2 separate regions of the Homo sapiens genome follow, and region 1 is linked to region 2. A link is an interaction called in ENCODE POLR2A ChIA-PET data of the cell type or tissue named here. Cell type or tissue: HepG2. All regions are shown on one strand. Links, peaks and the distances in the headings refer to the core of each region. The heading gives the core; the rest is flanking DNA. Region 1 has its middle 44 kb from the start of ZNF273. Region 2 holds the start of SNORA15B-1 (small nucleolar RNA, H/ACA box 15B-1).

Evidence for each region. ChIA-PET counts read pairs that join two places held together with the same protein. Peaks named below come from ENCODE experiments on the same cell type or tissue, not always from the same donor. Only the 100,000 strongest peaks of a DNase experiment are listed, where the experiment ranks them.
Region 1: POLR2A ChIA-PET joins it to region 2 with 6 read pairs; 1 of 35 experiments calls an interaction of 5 or more read pairs at or near these places.

Annotation. Positions count from the first base shown.
Region 1 is chr7:64,945,438-64,948,345 of GRCh38, reverse strand. No RefSeq gene overlaps it. Among named protein-coding and RNA genes, the nearest start is that of ZNF273, 44 kb to the right of the region's middle. In HepG2, for the core only: a CTCF peak has its summit at 1,388 (motif pointing right); a DNase peak (open chromatin) is centred at 1,395; H3K4me3 peaks cover 1,081 bases; H3K27me3 peaks cover 217 bases.
Region 2 is chr7:65,070,389-65,073,296 of GRCh38, reverse strand. It overlaps SNORA15B-1 (small nucleolar RNA, H/ACA box 15B-1), which reads right to left and starts at 2,759; the gene lies at 2,625-2,759. It also overlaps the pseudogene CCT6P3. In HepG2, for the core only: no CTCF peak of the experiment used is centred there; a DNase peak (open chromatin) is centred at 1,179.

The sequences.
Region 1 (2,908 bases), core at 298-2,797, 130 kb after region 2:
ATCAGCCATTTGATTCCCTCCAGTTAAAGGTCCTGGAAGAGGTGAATGAGCCCTAATGTGAGTGATATAAAAAGGGTGCATTCTACTCCTAACTGCTATTTGCAATTGGGTAAATAAAGTCATCAGTTGTTCATCTGTATGAAATCGTAACTGAGCATTTTCAATTAATTGTGTGGAATGAACCACGTATGAAGAATCAGAAATCACATTAATAGGCATAGTAAAAGCAGCCAATACCTCAATTACAGCTATAAGCTCTGCTTTTTGAGCTGAAGCATAGGGGATCTGAAAAATTTTACCTTTCCAGCCAGAGTAAGAAGTTTTACCATTACTAGACCCTACAAGGAGCCCAGGGACCCCAAAGCAGGGAGCAAAGGATGTTTCTCCCACCTGGAGCACAGCCCTGTTGCAGAAGGCACAGTCTCGGCTCGGGGAGCCCGGCAGGGATCCAGGCGTGGTGGGGGAGGGGGCGCCCGGGCGGAGCTCACCTGCGGCGGTGGGTCGTAGGGTCCCTGGCTTGTGGAGAGAGGTTGGCGCTGTTCCTTGGCTCCGCTCCCCAAAGGGCAAAGCGCCAGGAAGTCGGGCTCCCGGCGGTCTCCAGGCTCTAGCCCACCCGCGCCCAGGCCGCACCCACCGCGTCCCCTCCGCCCCCACACAGGGTGTGGAGCGTCCCGACCGGGCGTCAGCGGGCAGGGCCATGCAGCTCCTGTGGACGCCCAGAAGCGCGGAGCCCCTTCCCACTAGGGCCTGGAGACCACTCTAAACTGGCTCGGCGGCCCTGGGACTCGGGCTCCGGCTCCCGTGGTCTAACCCCTCCTGGGGGCTGTGTCCTCGCCGGACGCCAGGTCGCTGGAGACCTCTGGGTCGCCCCGGCTCCTGGCGGCTCCTGGTGCCACGCGGTCCGGAACTGGCTTGCCTGACATGAGAGGGACAGAGCGATGCGGCTGGCGGGGCTGGGGGTCCCCGCTAGGTGGGAGAGCGGCGGGGCTGCTGCTGACCGGAGCAGCCTGGGTCTGTTCTGGAACCGTCGCCCTGAGGCCCCTCCGCCCCGCAAACCCTCCGGGTGCGGTTTGGGAGTGAAGCCGGACACCAAACACCATCCACGCTCAGCCCCACGTGGGTCCAGGAGTCCCGAGCCCAAGCCCCTGCACCTGTATTTTAATTTTTTTAAAAAACCTGAGGGTTAAAGTCAGGCAAGTCAGCTGACTCAGTGTTTGCCTCCTGCTGCCTAGATGTGACCAGCGTCTTTTGCTGGCAGTCAGAGACCAAGCCCCCCCAGGCCCTCCAGGACCCCCTGACTGGTGAGGCCATCCTCTGCAATTATGAGCAGCACTGAGGTGCTCCCTACCCAGGGTCACTGCCTGAGCCGGCTAGAGGCCCAGCAGGGGGCACTGGAGCTGTGAGACCCAACCTCCCAGAAGCTGCCTCCTCCTGCCCAAGGAGGCTGCGCATCCTCACTCAGGGCTGTGAAGGGGAATGAGGGCAGCTCACAGGCTAAGGGGCCGCTGAAGGCAGTTTTTCTGGACAGCTGACTTGCGAGCCTGGAGGAAGAGTTAGGGTGTGTGTGTGTGTGTGTGTGTTTGTGTGTGTGTGAGAGACAGAGAGAGAGAATTATTTCATTCAAGGACATCTGTGTGTCTCAGTAGAGTAAGAGTGAACAGCAGCATCCCTGCAGAGGAGCAGCATGTGGACAGAGTCACAGGCTGGCTGGATCACAACAAATCCTTGTGGGTCAAGGAGAGCAGATTCCGTGATCAGCTGCTGTCTGGGTTTTGTGTTTGCCTTTTCCTGCTGTTCCATTAAGCCAGGGCACTGGGGCCAGATTGCCCTCAGCCATGGCCAAGGGTTCCCTGACAAGCTGGGGAGGAAGAATTCCCTTCCCAGCCCAGGGGCACAGGTCAGAGCAGCCTGTTCAGTGTGGATCTGAACTCAGAGAGTGGAAGCCACTGTCTCAGAGTCACAGAGCAGGTCAGTGGCAGGGCCCGTGTCCCTGACCTCCAAGCTCTATGTCTCTGAGGAAATATTCCACCCAAGAGCATGAGAGTTCTCTGAGCATGGACTCCCTGGCAGGTGAGGTCATTTTACCCATTATCTCTTTTCATCCTCATTGTGTGTGTGGTTTGTATCAATGTCCCCGTTTTATGGCAGGAAACTTAGGCACAGTGAGGAGCAAAGGCCTGTGCAAAGCTATAGAGCTCAGAAGTGGCTGAGCTGACCAGACAGGCTTCCTTCACCATTGCTCTGCTCCATTTGGAGGTTGGACAATATGCCTTGGGACCAACAGTCACAAGCTTGTGTGGGCTCAGGGGAGATATTCATTAAAAACTAGAATCCATGAAGCTTCCAGCCCCACTCATTTCTGCAGGGGCAGGTGGCTGTGCTTGGCATGGGCTCCTCATTGCTCAAAATAGAGCCTTCTCTTCCAGATAGAGCCTATTGTCCCAAAGGTGAGTGAGGTTGCAGCCCAACCTGGGCAGGGTGATATCTTCTGGGCTAGACTGGAAACTCAAGCCTTGCAGCTGGACAAGTTATGACTTCTGTCCTGCCTCAGTCACTCCTAGGCTGAACGACTCTGGGCACATTGCTCTCTAAGCTTCTGTTTCCTTATCTTTAAGATGGTGACAATGACATCTCTTTCCCACCGTAGCTATTGGTGTTTAGTAACTCATCAGCCTTAGGAGTTGGCATGCATATTCTCTGGCATTACCCAATGGCTGTATTTGTGAGTTTTCCCTGGTCTATGGGGACCTTCCTGAGGGCAGAGGGCAGGGACCAGGTGTCACTTGACTCAGGACCCAGACAGGCACAGCACAGCCAGAACCAGAGGGGGCAGGGCCTGGGTATGATTGGAATCCAGGCATCTGGCCCAGTTTTTCTGGCTCTGTCTTCCCCACCTTTTCCAAACTGA
Region 2 (2,908 bases), core at 167-2,666:
TGACCCCTGTCCACAATATTTGAGGAGTGTCTGACTTCTACTTAGAAGACCTGAACACCCCTCTCTCCTTCTGGATACATTTCTGTTTACCCATACTAAAGTACAGCACTGCAACTCTAATCTGGCTAAAATGGACTGATCATTTCCCTCATTCCAGAAATCTTTTTTATTAAATAATAATGTTGACAGCAATAGGTCTTGCACATACTGCATGGATGTACCTGTTATCTGTCTCCTACTTTGTACTTAATTTGTGTTGTTTTGTTACAGGGGCCTAAGATCAGGGCTGTCACCATTTCATTAGATTTCTAGATCCCCTCTTCTGGCATTATTTGCTATCTTTAGCTGTTTTTCACCCATGAATATAATCACCCAATCTATTTTCTTATCATAGTACTTGATTAAAAACTGAGTAAGGTGGCCGGGTGCGGTGCTTCACGCCTGTAATCCCAGCATTTTGGGAGGCTGAGGCGGGCAGATCACGAGGTCAGGAGATCGAGACCATCCTGGCTAACACGGTGAAACCCCATCTCAACTAAAAATACAAAAAATTAGCCAGGCGTGGTGGCAGGTGCCTGTAGTCCCAGCTACTCGGGAGGCTGAGGCAGGAGAATGGCGTGAACCTGGGAGGCAGCAGTTGCAGTGAGCCAAGATCTTGCCACTGCACTCCAGCCTGGGCAACAGAGCAAGACTCCGTCTCAAAAAAAAAAAAAAAAAGAAAAAAAAAGAAACAACTGAGTTTAAGGCAAATGCAATATGAAAATCCTTCAACATTAATCTGAACCACCTACCACCACTCAACATCTCCAACAAAACTATACCAAAATTACTCAGTCTACTCTACTCCCTTAATTATTATACTTAGTCATTCCATTTTTTATTAATATCCTATTTTATCCCATTTTAGAACCCAGACTTCCCTAATAGTACTGGTGTCAAATTGCAAAGCAAAAGATTTTTTTTTTTGGTCCCCATTTTGAATCTTTCCTGGCTTCAACTCACATGTACTACATCTAGTTTTTCCTCTACAAACAGTTGCATTCTCTTACCTGTGTTCAGGTCCACACCCACGAGCTGACCTGATTCTGAATGTTCTGCTTAAATTTTAACTAATGTTTCCTGAAGGTCAAAACCAGAATTCTGAGCAAGAACCTAAAGTAAACAAATTTAATTCCTGAGAAAACAGGAAGAATTGATATTTAAAAAAAAAAAAAAAAAAAAAAGGCTGGGCATAGTGGCTCACACCTGTAATCCCAGCACTCTGAGAGGCCGAGGCGGGTGGATCACAAGGTCAAGAGATCGAGACTATCCTGGCCAACATGGTGAAACCCTGTCTCTACTACAAATACAAAAAATTAGCTGGGCATTGTGACACGTGCCTGTAGTCCCAGCTACTCAGGAGGCTGAGGCCGGAGAATCGCTTGAAACTGAGAGGTGGAGGTTGCCGTGAGCCGAGATCATGCCACTGCACTCCAGCCTGGGCGACAAGAGACTGCATCTCAAAAAAAAAAAAAAAAAAAAAGAGCAAAAGAAAATCTCGGCCAGATGCAGTGGCTCACGCCTGTAATCCCAGCACTTTGGGAGGCCAAGCCAGGTGGATCGCCTGAGGCCAGGAGTATGAGACCAGTCTGGCCATCATGGTGAAACCCCACCTCTACTACAAATACAAAAGAAACCTAGCCGGGTGTGGTGGCAGGCGCCTGTAATCCCAGCTACTGGGGAGGCTGAGGTTGCAGTGGGCCGAGATCACACCATTGCACTCCAGCCTGGACAACAAGAGCAAAACTCTCAAAATTCTTAAAAGCAAAACAAAACAAAAAAAGAATCTCATTGCATGAAGACAGAACATTTATGTTCCCTTCAGAGAATAACCAGACACAAGTTACTGATCAACTGTCTCATCTACCCCAAACCCAGCAGCAATACACGAGTCATAAGCTATACTTCAAAATTAGTATATAATAAAAAACAATGATATCAGTTTAGCTAAAACCAAAACAAAAAGCAAGTTTGTACTCAAGTATAACCCCTAATACTGCAAATATTAAGCTACAGGTTCTCTCTTGCCATCTGAAACGTCAGCTATTCAGGCCTCCCAGAGAAACCAAATACATTTGGATGTTCCAGAGTCAGGAAGAAAACTGATCAATCCTGTTTATCCAAAATCCGTATTATGAATGAATAAAGCCTACATTATCAAAAGGGTTTGATCAGCTGAATCTTTTGGAAGATTGACTGTTTAAGGCATACACACCTTGGGAATAACGAGCAACGCATCAGCAAATGCTTGGACTCCAAGCTGTGCCTTGCCCTTTACACTGAGCTTATATTTATTCAGGGCTTCTGCCATTGCCACTTCCACAGCACCAGCACCCGGAACCACACAGCCTGTTGGATGGGGGAAAAAGAAAAATGCTAAGAAAACTGTAGAACTAATTATGAATAACAAAATATACATATGAAAGCCATTAATTTCTTACAAATTCACTATGACCACATCAATTTAAGTACTGCATGTGAAAGCCACAATACAAGCGACTAACATATCAAATAGGAGAATGGTCCAACCAGAATGGCTTCACTGGCCACTGGCAGCCTTTCAGCAGATCAGTATTAGTTCATTTATTTGTATTCACCTTTAATAATGATATGCTATGAAAAACCTTAGCATACCATCAGTCATTCTAAAGGGAAGACTGCTTTTGCATGGTGTCTGGCTGTGTAAACTACTGATAAAAGAACACAGTATTCAGCCATGCTTTTCAGACCAGCAAAACAATTTAATAGAATTGAAATATGGTGAGGATCTTACCATCATCAACAGCATTTTTGACAGCCCTCAAGCCATCCCTTACTGCATCTTTGATCTAAGTGTGGGCTTATTTGGTCCTTTGATCAATAATGTGAT